Regions from separate parts of the Homo sapiens genome. Here all the other regions are linked to region 3. The links are chromatin contacts, found by Hi-C or POLR2A ChIA-PET in ENCODE. All regions are on one chromosome and are shown on one strand. The core of a region is the stretch at or near the end of the contact, and the rest is flanking DNA. Distances in the headings are between cores, read along the strand shown. Region 1 holds the start of PDSS1 (decaprenyl diphosphate synthase subunit 1). Region 2 overlaps ABI1 (abl interactor 1). Region 3 overlaps ABI1 (abl interactor 1).

What was found. Hi-C counts contacts between places; a loop is a spot of excess contacts on that map. ChIA-PET counts read pairs that join two places held with the same protein, here RNA polymerase II (POLR2A). Pooled maps may share reads with other maps.
Region 1: a loop to region 3 is called in a pooled map, with 3 times the contacts of the local background. The contact joins the promoter of PDSS1 here to the enhancer-like site in region 3. A Hi-C loop is called at or near these places in 3 of 50 pooled maps. POLR2A ChIA-PET finds 5 or more read pairs at or near these places in 5 of 52 experiments (B cell, H1, activated B cell and 1 more).
Region 2: a loop to region 3 is called in a map of B cell, with 2.2 times the contacts of the local background. The contact joins two enhancer-like sites. A Hi-C loop is called at or near these places in 2 of 168 maps with a recorded cell type or tissue (B cell and CD4-positive, alpha-beta T cell), 16 of 37 single-sample maps with no recorded cell type and 8 of 50 pooled maps. POLR2A ChIA-PET finds 5 or more read pairs at or near these places in 11 of 52 experiments (GM12878, MCF 10A, OCI-LY7 and 7 more).

Annotation. Positions count from the first base shown.
Region 1 is chr10:26,696,141-26,699,277 of GRCh38, reverse strand. It overlaps PDSS1 (decaprenyl diphosphate synthase subunit 1), which reads right to left and starts at 1,577. Exons shown (of 12, transcript NM_014317.5): 1 at 1,438-1,577. The coding sequence starts at 1,566. RefSeq lists an enhancer at 522-1,410 and a silencer at 1,285-1,904.
Region 2 is chr10:26,797,985-26,801,188 of GRCh38, reverse strand. The region is part of intron 2 of ABI1 (abl interactor 1); the gene reads left to right. Among named protein-coding and RNA genes, the nearest start is that of ABI1, 61 kb to the left of the region's middle. Within about 2 kb of position 1,693, at least 6 of the 41 ENCODE cell types and tissues checked have a DNase peak (open chromatin) inside an H3K27ac peak, as active enhancers do; they include B cell, GM12878 and OCI-LY7, where a contact is called at or near this core.
Region 3 is chr10:26,754,008-26,757,132 of GRCh38, reverse strand. It overlaps ABI1 (abl interactor 1), which reads left to right. Exons shown (of 11, transcript NM_001012750.3): 9 at 1,392-1,478. Among named protein-coding and RNA genes, the nearest start is that of PDSS1, 58 kb to the right of the region's middle. RefSeq lists enhancers at 1,326-1,385, 1,476-1,595. Within about 2 kb of position 1,397, at least 5 of the 41 ENCODE cell types and tissues checked have a DNase peak (open chromatin) inside an H3K27ac peak, as active enhancers do; they include B cell, GM12878 and OCI-LY7, where a contact is called at or near this core.

The DNA of each region.
Region 1 (3,137 bases), core at 328-2,827, 58 kb after region 3:
TCACAGCAAAGCCTACCTTCCTCCTCTAAGCCTCTTCTCCCACATGCCCCTCACCCCCCATATTCTGTTCTCTTTACTCTCTAGCATTGTCTAGTTGCCCAGCTGCCACTTGGTCTCCAAACGTCTTTTTTGCTTTAGATTTTTTAGAGATAGGGTCTCACACTGTTGCCCAGGCTGGAGTGCACTGGCACTATCACAATAAACAGCTCACTGTAATCTTGAACTCCTGGGATCGAACAATCCTCCTCCCTCAGGCTCCTGAGTAGGTAGAACTACAGGCATGCACCACCCCACCTGGTGAATTTTTTCTATTTTTTATAGAGACAGAGTCTTGCTATGTTGCCTAGGCTGGTCCCAAACTCCTGGCCTCAACCGATTCTCCCACCTCAGCCTCCCAAAGTGCTGGGATTACAGGTGTGAGCCACTGTGCCTGGCCCAAGCCTTGTTTTGGATAATTTGTGATACGCATCTACTTTGGTACAAAGTAGATATTTATAAGTGTTATATATTTCATACTGGGAAATGATGTTTGATGAGAACACGGACACATAAAGTATACCAAATCTGAATTAAAAGAGTACTAAATTCAAATAAACTTAAGTAACAGTGAGTCCATAGATTTTGCACGGTTATGCTAATAGCATGGGCCTACCCCATGGCACACTGAGAATCATTACAAAGCGCAGAAGGGCTCACAGTGTCCATTTACAGGGGCTAAACTGACCAGAAAGGGAGAAAAAGGAGATCGGAACCCAAAGGCAGCAGAGGAGACCCTGAAAGAATGGGCTATCGCTGAGATTCTGACTTTAGATGACTCCAGGGTTTCTCTCCTCCTGACGGCCTCGGGCCTTTCTCCTTCCAGTGTCATTCCAGCCCCATCCAGGTGTGCTCTCCTCCCGAGGCCACTGCTGGACAACTAAGGTCCGGTCCACCCTAGCACCAGCCCTGCATTCTCCACAAGACCTTTTCGGACTATTCCGAGGCCGATTCGATCCTCCGTTTCTCGGAGAGAGCTCTGAGCACTTTGGCTCTAAAATTTCAGGCAAGATCTGTCTTCCTCTAACTCCAAAGTAAATAGCTGCAGTCGCTCTCCAGGCTTAACCTTGTCCATATAGCAGCGGTCAATCTGATCGCTCCTGCGCTTCCCCCAGGACACGGATCCCACCGCTTTCTCCACCCCCCAAAACGCTCCCGGGGTCCCCAGGACACCGCTTTCTGCAACCCCGTGTAGGGCGCCCCTACTTCAGTCCAACGCGCGGCTCCGTCCCACCGCGAGCACCCCTCAGCTCCGGAGTCCCACCCCGGAGCTACCCCGGAGCTACCCCGCGCGCCCCCGCGTCGCGACGCACGTGCTCCCCGCTCCCATTCATTCCGCCCACTGCTGTCATTGGAGCCGTGACCTCTGAGCCCCGCCGGGCGCGCGCCTCCCAACCTCACCTGCGCGCGGACTTCGGCAGCGGCGCTCGGCCCCAACGGTCCCGCACGGCCGGGGGAGCCGGGCCCGGGGCTCCGCGCCGCCGGCTTCCAGGAGCAGCCGCGCCGCCACCGCCACCAGCGCGAGGCCATGGTCGGAGTCTGAAAGTCGCGGCAGGGCGGCGGCTCCGCCTCTGGCCCGCGATCCTCCTCCCGGGACCCGGAGCCGGAAACCTGGCACAGGAAGCGCTTCGGCCAGGCCCGGGAGCGCGGTTCGCTCTTCCTCGCTTGCGGTCCGGCTGCCGGCGCGGACACTTCGGGTGTCTGCCCGTCTGCAGCCAACGGGGACTGCAGCCGCTCCCGGGAGGCGACGGGGCAGGGGCGTGCGGAGACCTGGTCTGGGGACCCCGAGCGTAACCTTCCCCGGGGCGAGCCTCCTATCCCCACCTCTTCCCGGAAGCTGTGCAGGGAGACTGGCCACGCCTGCAGTCATAGCAAAAATGTCCCTGTGGGGACCTTTTATTAGCAAGAAATACTACCGCGCGCCACCCTTGCAGCCACGAACTCTTTTGTTCTGCGTGTTTAGGCAGAAACATAACTCAGAGAATGGGGTTCCCGCTCCGCAGCCTAAGCCGGAGGCGACGGTTTCCGCTGCTGCTTCCCTTGGCAGTGACCTGACACGCCCTGGTCGGCTGCCTTTTGCAATCTGTTCTTGAAGGAAGTTCCAGCCCATCGCATCTTCCTAGAAACAAGTCCGACCACGATCAGGGTTGTTGTGAAATAGTAGCTAAATTAGCCGGGTCTCGTGACTTTTGGACTCTCCCCTCCAAACGCCTTATAGGTATAGTTTGGCAATCTTGCTCACACCTGGGTGTGAACCTGCGTGTACCCAGCCCGGGAGATATTGGAGTCTGTACAGGATTAGTACCCCTTATGGGTTAGAAAGGCCTTCTTTCCTTAGCTCTAAGGCCAGATCTACTGGTGCTAAGAGACAGCGTGTTCCGAACAGAAATTAAGTGATATAAACATTCAGCGCATGCACTCAAACACACAGAGCCAGTGAGATAGGGGGTAAGCATTAGAGATAGAGAAATGCAATTTAGTCCTCAAAAAATTCACTCTAATGAGGAAATAGACCAGCAAGTAGGTAATTGCAGTTCTCTGATTCATGTATTTTCTTGTTCTTGGGTTAAAGAATGCGGTAGCCTCATAGCTGGGTACATTAATTTCATATTTAATCGTGTGGATTTTTTATGGAATGAAGACATCATAGACTATATAAAGACATCTATGAAAATAAGCCAGTTTGATGGTGTTTTTTCCATCTTGAAGAATAGTATGTAAAAATATGCAAAGCTTTATGAGTAAAGATTGTTAATATGCACCTGTAGCTTATCTTGGTTTAGATTAGGTTTATATATTAAGAAACATTCATAAGGTGGAATTTGCCAAGTAGAGTGTAGCAGTAAGCACTTGGGTTGTACTTGATCCTATGACTAAGACATTATCATTTGCCCTTTTTTGTATATAAAGATAAGGAAACATATAGAGGAAATACCGTATGGTCAAATAAGTATCACACTCAAGCTCACCCAGTTGTCAAGTATGTCACTACACAATTTTGTCAGACCATGTTCGTTTAGAGATTGCTTGGCCACATTAAAACAGAAAACATTGCTCTTAAAAAGATGCTGTAGGTCGGGGGCACAGTGGCTCAGCCTGTA
Region 2 (3,204 bases), core at 444-2,943, 44 kb before region 3:
CACTGATACATTGCTACCATCTAATCAACAAATTCCATTCAAGTATGCCAGTTGTTCCAGTAGTTTCATAGGAAAGGATCCAGTTCAGAAACATTAAATGTCATGTCTCCTTCATCTTCCTCAGTCTGGCACAGTTCCTCAGTCTTCTCTTGACCTCATCTGACCTTGATCCTTTGTTTTTTGAGATGGAGTTTTGCTCTTGTTGCCCAGGCTGGAGTGCAATGGCACAATCTCGGCTCACCGCAGCCTCTGCCTCCTGGGTTCAAGTGATTCTCCCGCCTCAGCCTCCCCAGTAGCTGGGATTGCAGGCGTGTGCCACCATGTCTGGCTAATTTTGTATTTTTAGTAGAGATGGGGTTTCTCCATGTTGGTAAGGCTGGTCTCGAACTCCCGACCTCCCAAAGTGCTGGGATGACAGGCGTCAGCCACTGTGCCTGGCCCCTTGATTTTTTCTTTTTGAGGCAAGGTCCTGGTCTGTCACCCAGGCAGCAGTGTAATGGTCCTGTCATGGCTCGTTGCATCCTCCACCTCCTGGGCTCAAATGATCCTCCTGCCTTATTTTTTTGTTTTATTTTATAGAGATGAGTTCTCACTATGTTTCCCAGGCTGGTCTCAAACTGGAGGGTTCAACCATCCTCCCACCTTGGCCTACCAAAGTACTGGAATTATAGGTGTGAGCCACCGTGCGCGGCTGACCTTGATACTTTGGAAAATTTATAGCCAGTTGTTTTGTAGAATGTGTCTCCGTATGGGTATGTGTAATGCTTCCTTGTGATTAGATTCAGGAGTTTTGTTTTTGTTTTTGAGACACAGTCTCACTCTTTCCCCCAGGCTGGAGTGCAGTGGCGCGATCTTGGCCCACTGCAACCTCTGCCTCCAGGGTTCAAGCGATTCTCCTGCCTCAGCCTCTTGAGTAGCTGTGACTGTAGGCACACGCCACCATGCCCGGCTAATTTTTTGTATTTTTAGTAGAGACGGGGTTTCACCATGTTGGCCAGGCTGGTCTTGAACTCCTGACCTCAGGTGATACACCTAGGTTGGCCTCCCAAAGTGTTGGGATTACAGGCTTGAGCCACTGCGCCCGGCCCGATTCAGGTGATATATTAAGGATGACTTTTTGAAGGCAGTAGTTTCCTATTTAAAAGCTGCTCCCACTGTCTTAATTTTTTTTTTTTTTTTTTTTTACGTTTTTGTGGTTTATATTGTAAAATTGTTTTCCAAGTGTTTTTAGTTTTGTGTCTTTAGAATCTGTGATAATATGGAAATCTAGAGGAAGCCTGTAGAGAACTTGGCATGCCCATCAAGATGTGATGTCCCTAAAAATATTTTGAAAGAGAGCAGCAAAATGTACTGTCAGAGGAATTTTTTTCAATTAATTGGGAATAATTGATTTTGCTATAATTTGTCATTAAGATCATTTCTAATTGAAAAATTCTTTGGGTTTTGAATTGCAAATGGTACTTGAACTTCTAACGCATAAATAAGTATATTTAATTATGGCAGAACTTATTTCTAAAATAGCCTTCTTGGTTAAAACAAATTGTACACATTTCATCTCTCAGTTTTAGCTCTGAAATGATTTGAAAATCCAAACGAAGGCAGTCAGAATCACTGTTCTAAGCCTATTTTTAGATTTTTTCCCCTTCAGTTGGTTTCCTTTCTAGCCACCTGCAGTTTTATGTGCAGTTGCACGTGCTCATTTTTTCTAATTTCCCCCCTCCCCCGAAGCTTGGCAAGCAGCTTCTTTATTGCTTTTGGTTTGTTCTTTTTGAAGAGCACAGTGTAAATTATAAAGCCTTCATTGAGTATTTAAATGTATTTTAAAATATTTTTGAGAAAATGCAGCATAATTATGGAATACAGGACACTCTGCCTCTAAGAATCTTTTCTGATTATAGTTCTCGATATTATATTAATATACTATATATTAATATGCAGAATATATCTTTTTTATTCTTGCAGTTTTTTTCTGTTTTTAAAGATTTGTCTGGATGACAGAGCTTTGGGAGATGGAACTGGAAAAAAGCTAAAAAAATTGCCTCTTCTAAGAAATCATATAACTGGATTCACAAAAATACAGTGATACTTATTTTAATAGGAGTACTATTGAATTTACATTTAATGTAGTTAATGATATATTTGAATTCAAATGAAACAACATCATTTTGTGTTTTCTACTTATGTCATCTGTTCTGTCTCTTTTTTCTCCTTTCTTTCTTTTGGATTAACTTCCTTCGGAGATTTGTTACATGTGTACATGCTGACTCCTGCTTGTGGTGAATTTTTTTCCTTATGTGTTTTGTAAATTTGTGTTGTAAGCTTATTTTAAGATCTCATGTGTTGAGATCTCTGTGCCACTTAAGGGATATACCATTGATAAGCTAAGCTGAAGGTATATTCCCTGTTCTGCTAAGTGTTCTAGGATGCCGTCAGTCCAGGACTATTTATACTTTTTGAACCTGAAAACTTCATGGAAATGTGTATACTTTCTAGAACATTCCCCAACCCCACCTCAGTGTGTGCGCCTTAGTTTCCTATAGTTGCTGTAACAAATCACCGCAAATTTAGTGGCTTATAACATATCTTTATTATCTTACAGTTCTGGAGGTCAGAAGTTTGAAATGGGTTTCACTGAGCTAAAATTAATATGTGGATAGGGCTGTGTTCCTTCTAGAAGCACTAGGGGAGCATCTGTTCCCTTGCCTTTTTTCAGCTTCTAGAGGCCACCTGCACTTTTGGCGCATGACCCCTTCATCCATCTTTAAGTCACCAATGGCCAGTTGAGTCTTTTTCGTATGGCATCACTGATCAGTACTGACCCTCTGGCCTCCCTCTTTGGCTTGTAAGGACCCTCGTGATTTCATTTGATTCACCCCCCCCAATACTGGATAGCACCCCGTCTCAAGATTCTTAATCACATCTGCAAAGTCCCTTTTGCTATATCAGTTCTAACTTCCCACCTTCAGCAAGCCCAAAGGGTATTTTAATTTTGTCCCCATGTGGCATAAAAGTACAAGCTCCTTTGCTAGAGGCCAAAAAGCTACTACAGAGTAGCTGCAGCCTTGTTCATGTTTTCTGCTCTGAATTTTTGTCCTCTCTTTTTCCTAGTCTCCCTGGATTTTCTTTACTCTCTTTAGTTTTGGACTGTGAATTTTAAAAAGATGCTTTCATAGCATCTTTAAATCAAGCATTTTTAGGTAGTTT
Region 3 (3,125 bases), core at 148-2,647:
CAGCATAGCTTTTCTTTTTCATTACATACTAACCAGCATGGCTAGTTACTAAGAGTTGTTTCTAAACACTTTTTTAGGTTTGTGAGAGTTTTTTGTTTTTTAAGTCAAAACCTCTAACCTTTTATTTAGGAGCCTTCTATAGAGTATTAGAATGAAATAGGATTGCTTTCATAGTGAATTGAATGTTATCTTTAGCTATACAATGAATATTAATGCACATAATTGCTTTGTTACTTCTTTGAACACTGAACTTCTTTCAAATTTTTATGCTTACCAACAGAATTTGCATGTTGGATTAATTGAAACAACCTTTTGATTAATCCTTGGTAACCAATAAATTGTTTTTCTCTATCAATTTAGTGTTACTACTTGGTGACTACCGATAGACTAAATTTTGCTATCTAGTCCTACTGACTTTTTCTAAGCAATCTTTGGCAATTACTGTCTTGTTAAAGTGAGACAAAGTCACAAACATATGAATGTTTACTTCTAGTGTATGTTATAATTTTTAATACATGAGTATTTGGTATTAATTTCCTGTCAATTATGTCATCTCCACAAATGCATATGAATGTGTTTCAAGCTATCCAATGAGTTGTTAAAAATTACTTTAATGCAAAGAACTACGTATTTTAACTTATTGGAGATCAGGTTTCCTTTTTCAGAACAGTGATGAAAAGGTCACTTTTGAGATATCCCATGAAACTCTGACTGATTAACATGATATATTCCCTTGTAAATTTAGGACTGATATTTTTAAACATAAAATTGCCAACTTAAAAAAATAACAACCTTGTTTTACAAACAAGAGTTTTTCCTGGAGAGCTGTGTGTGAATTTAGATATATAATAAGAACTGTCTTTAAAGGAAACCTGTGATTAATATTTTTATTGATATATGAAATAAATAGCTATTATATATTTGTTTTATTTATTTGGGTCCTAATTTACAACATTACCTTAAAGCTAGACAAACCTGTTATAGCTATGGCAAAGACACAATATTCTGGAAACCTATGTAGGTATTTCATTGTTACCTATTTTAGAAGTCTTTCCTTAGAATTTGAAAATTTTATTTTACTAAAGTGAATGTGATGGTAAATTTAAATCCTCCCCAAACAATGTAACATTAGGATTGAATTAAGTATATTTGTTCTTTTATAAAATTAATTAATTGGCTAAGCACAACTTGGCCTTTAGGTTTGCTTGTGGGAAATGTACTCCAAGGTTCTGCAGGTTTTTGTTTTGTTTTTTGTTTTGTTTTGTTTCATTTGCAAACTGTTCTTTGCATACTTATGTTTGTGGTCCTTGTAACTGACTTCTGCTTTTTGTTTGTTTCCTTTTCTTTCCTTTATCTGTTTTACTTCCCCCATACTGTGTTGTTGCTACCAGTTTCTATTGCTCCACCCCCTCCCCCTATGCCTCAGTTGACTCCACAGATACCTCTCACAGGCTTCGTGGCCAGGGTGCAGGAAAACAGTAAGTTTGGAAAAACTGAGCTATGGAAGAGTAGAGGCTGTCTCCTTATAGCATGCATGGCTGACGATGAGTCATCGTTTTCCTTACTTTTATTGAGAAGCTAATCTTGAAAATAGGTGCAGACATGTTACTGAAACTGAAGAGCACGGTCTTCAGTTTTTTCTCTTTGTGTGCATGGTTACTGACCCATATAAATTTCAAAGCTGCAATTTTCTTATGTCTTTACATGATCCTAAAACAGGAGATCTGATCTTTACATATTCTTAAGGAAAGAATAATCAAACACAAAAATTCAAATTATATGGAAACTTTTAGCTTCTAACAGTTACTAGAATTAGAAGACATTTTTAATTCTAATAAATTTATCAAGAGATAGGTAGATATACTGTAAGATTAAATTTAATATGAAATTGGGGCAGATTTTCCCCCCTTAATTTCAAAATTTTAGGGAAAGCTTTGTAGCCTCAGATTTTTGTACATACATGATATTGAACCTACGTAAAGGTTCATTGTTAGGATAAGATTGAATGACCAGGAATAAGTAAATTACATTCATGCTATCCATTTCAGTGTGAGTGATAAGCAATTTAGCATCCTTTTCACATTTTGGCTACATCCAGGCCCACGAAGATTGTTCCTGAATATGAAAATCAGTTAACTTTTTTAGATCTTCTCTCGAATGAAGTTCAGGGATTTTTTTTTGTGGGGGGGGAGAAGTTATTTTGGATATATGGCTTTAATCAGGATAGACTAGTTTATATTACTGCCTGATTACTTTTGAAATTCCAGAAGATGTGTAATCCTAACTGCATGATCACAGTGAATCTTATATAAAGTGAAAAATACCACTATTACTGAATTATAATATGCTAGAAAAGCTGTTGATGGTAATGTGGTCTATTTTTAATTTACTTCATTTGGACCATCACCATGAAAATAAATCTCAGGATGGTTTGAACAAATGAATAACCCACTTGCCCAGCCTATCCTCCAAGAAAATATATTGTGGCAAATTCCATTCTTCAGCTTTTGCTGACCCTGTTGTGTTATTCTCCCCATTCCCTCCCTCCTGCCAGTCAAATATTTGTGTACCCGATGTTACGTGCCAGACTCCGGGAAGAATACCAGCAGTTTAAGACAAAAGCCCCTTCCTTCAGGAAATGTGTGATCCAATTGGCTTGTTATAAAATGTTGTTTTGTAATGTTGAAATTTCTGAGTGTAAGCCATCCTTACTGTTAATATGTGTTTGAAAACCCTAATGTGTGCAAACATTTAAAAAGATATGAATAATCAGCCTGGGCAACATGGCAAGACTGTCTGTACAAAAAAATAAAAAATTAGCCAGGTGTAGTGGCATGTGCCTGTAGTTCCAGCTACCAGGTAGGCTGAGGCTGGGGCATCATTTGAGTCCAGGACGTCAAGGCTGCAGTGAGCCATGATCACACTACTGCACTCCAGCCTAGACGTGCAAAAATAAATAGAGTGCAAAAATAAATAAATGCATGGATGGATGGATAGATAGATGTGAATCTTATTTTTAAAAATAAATGAGTAAGGGTAAACTGCTGGTCATTAATGCTGCAGAGTTTAAAAACAAGGCCAGTGTAAACTTTTGAACTGCCATATCAGTAAGAATTATTAGGAAA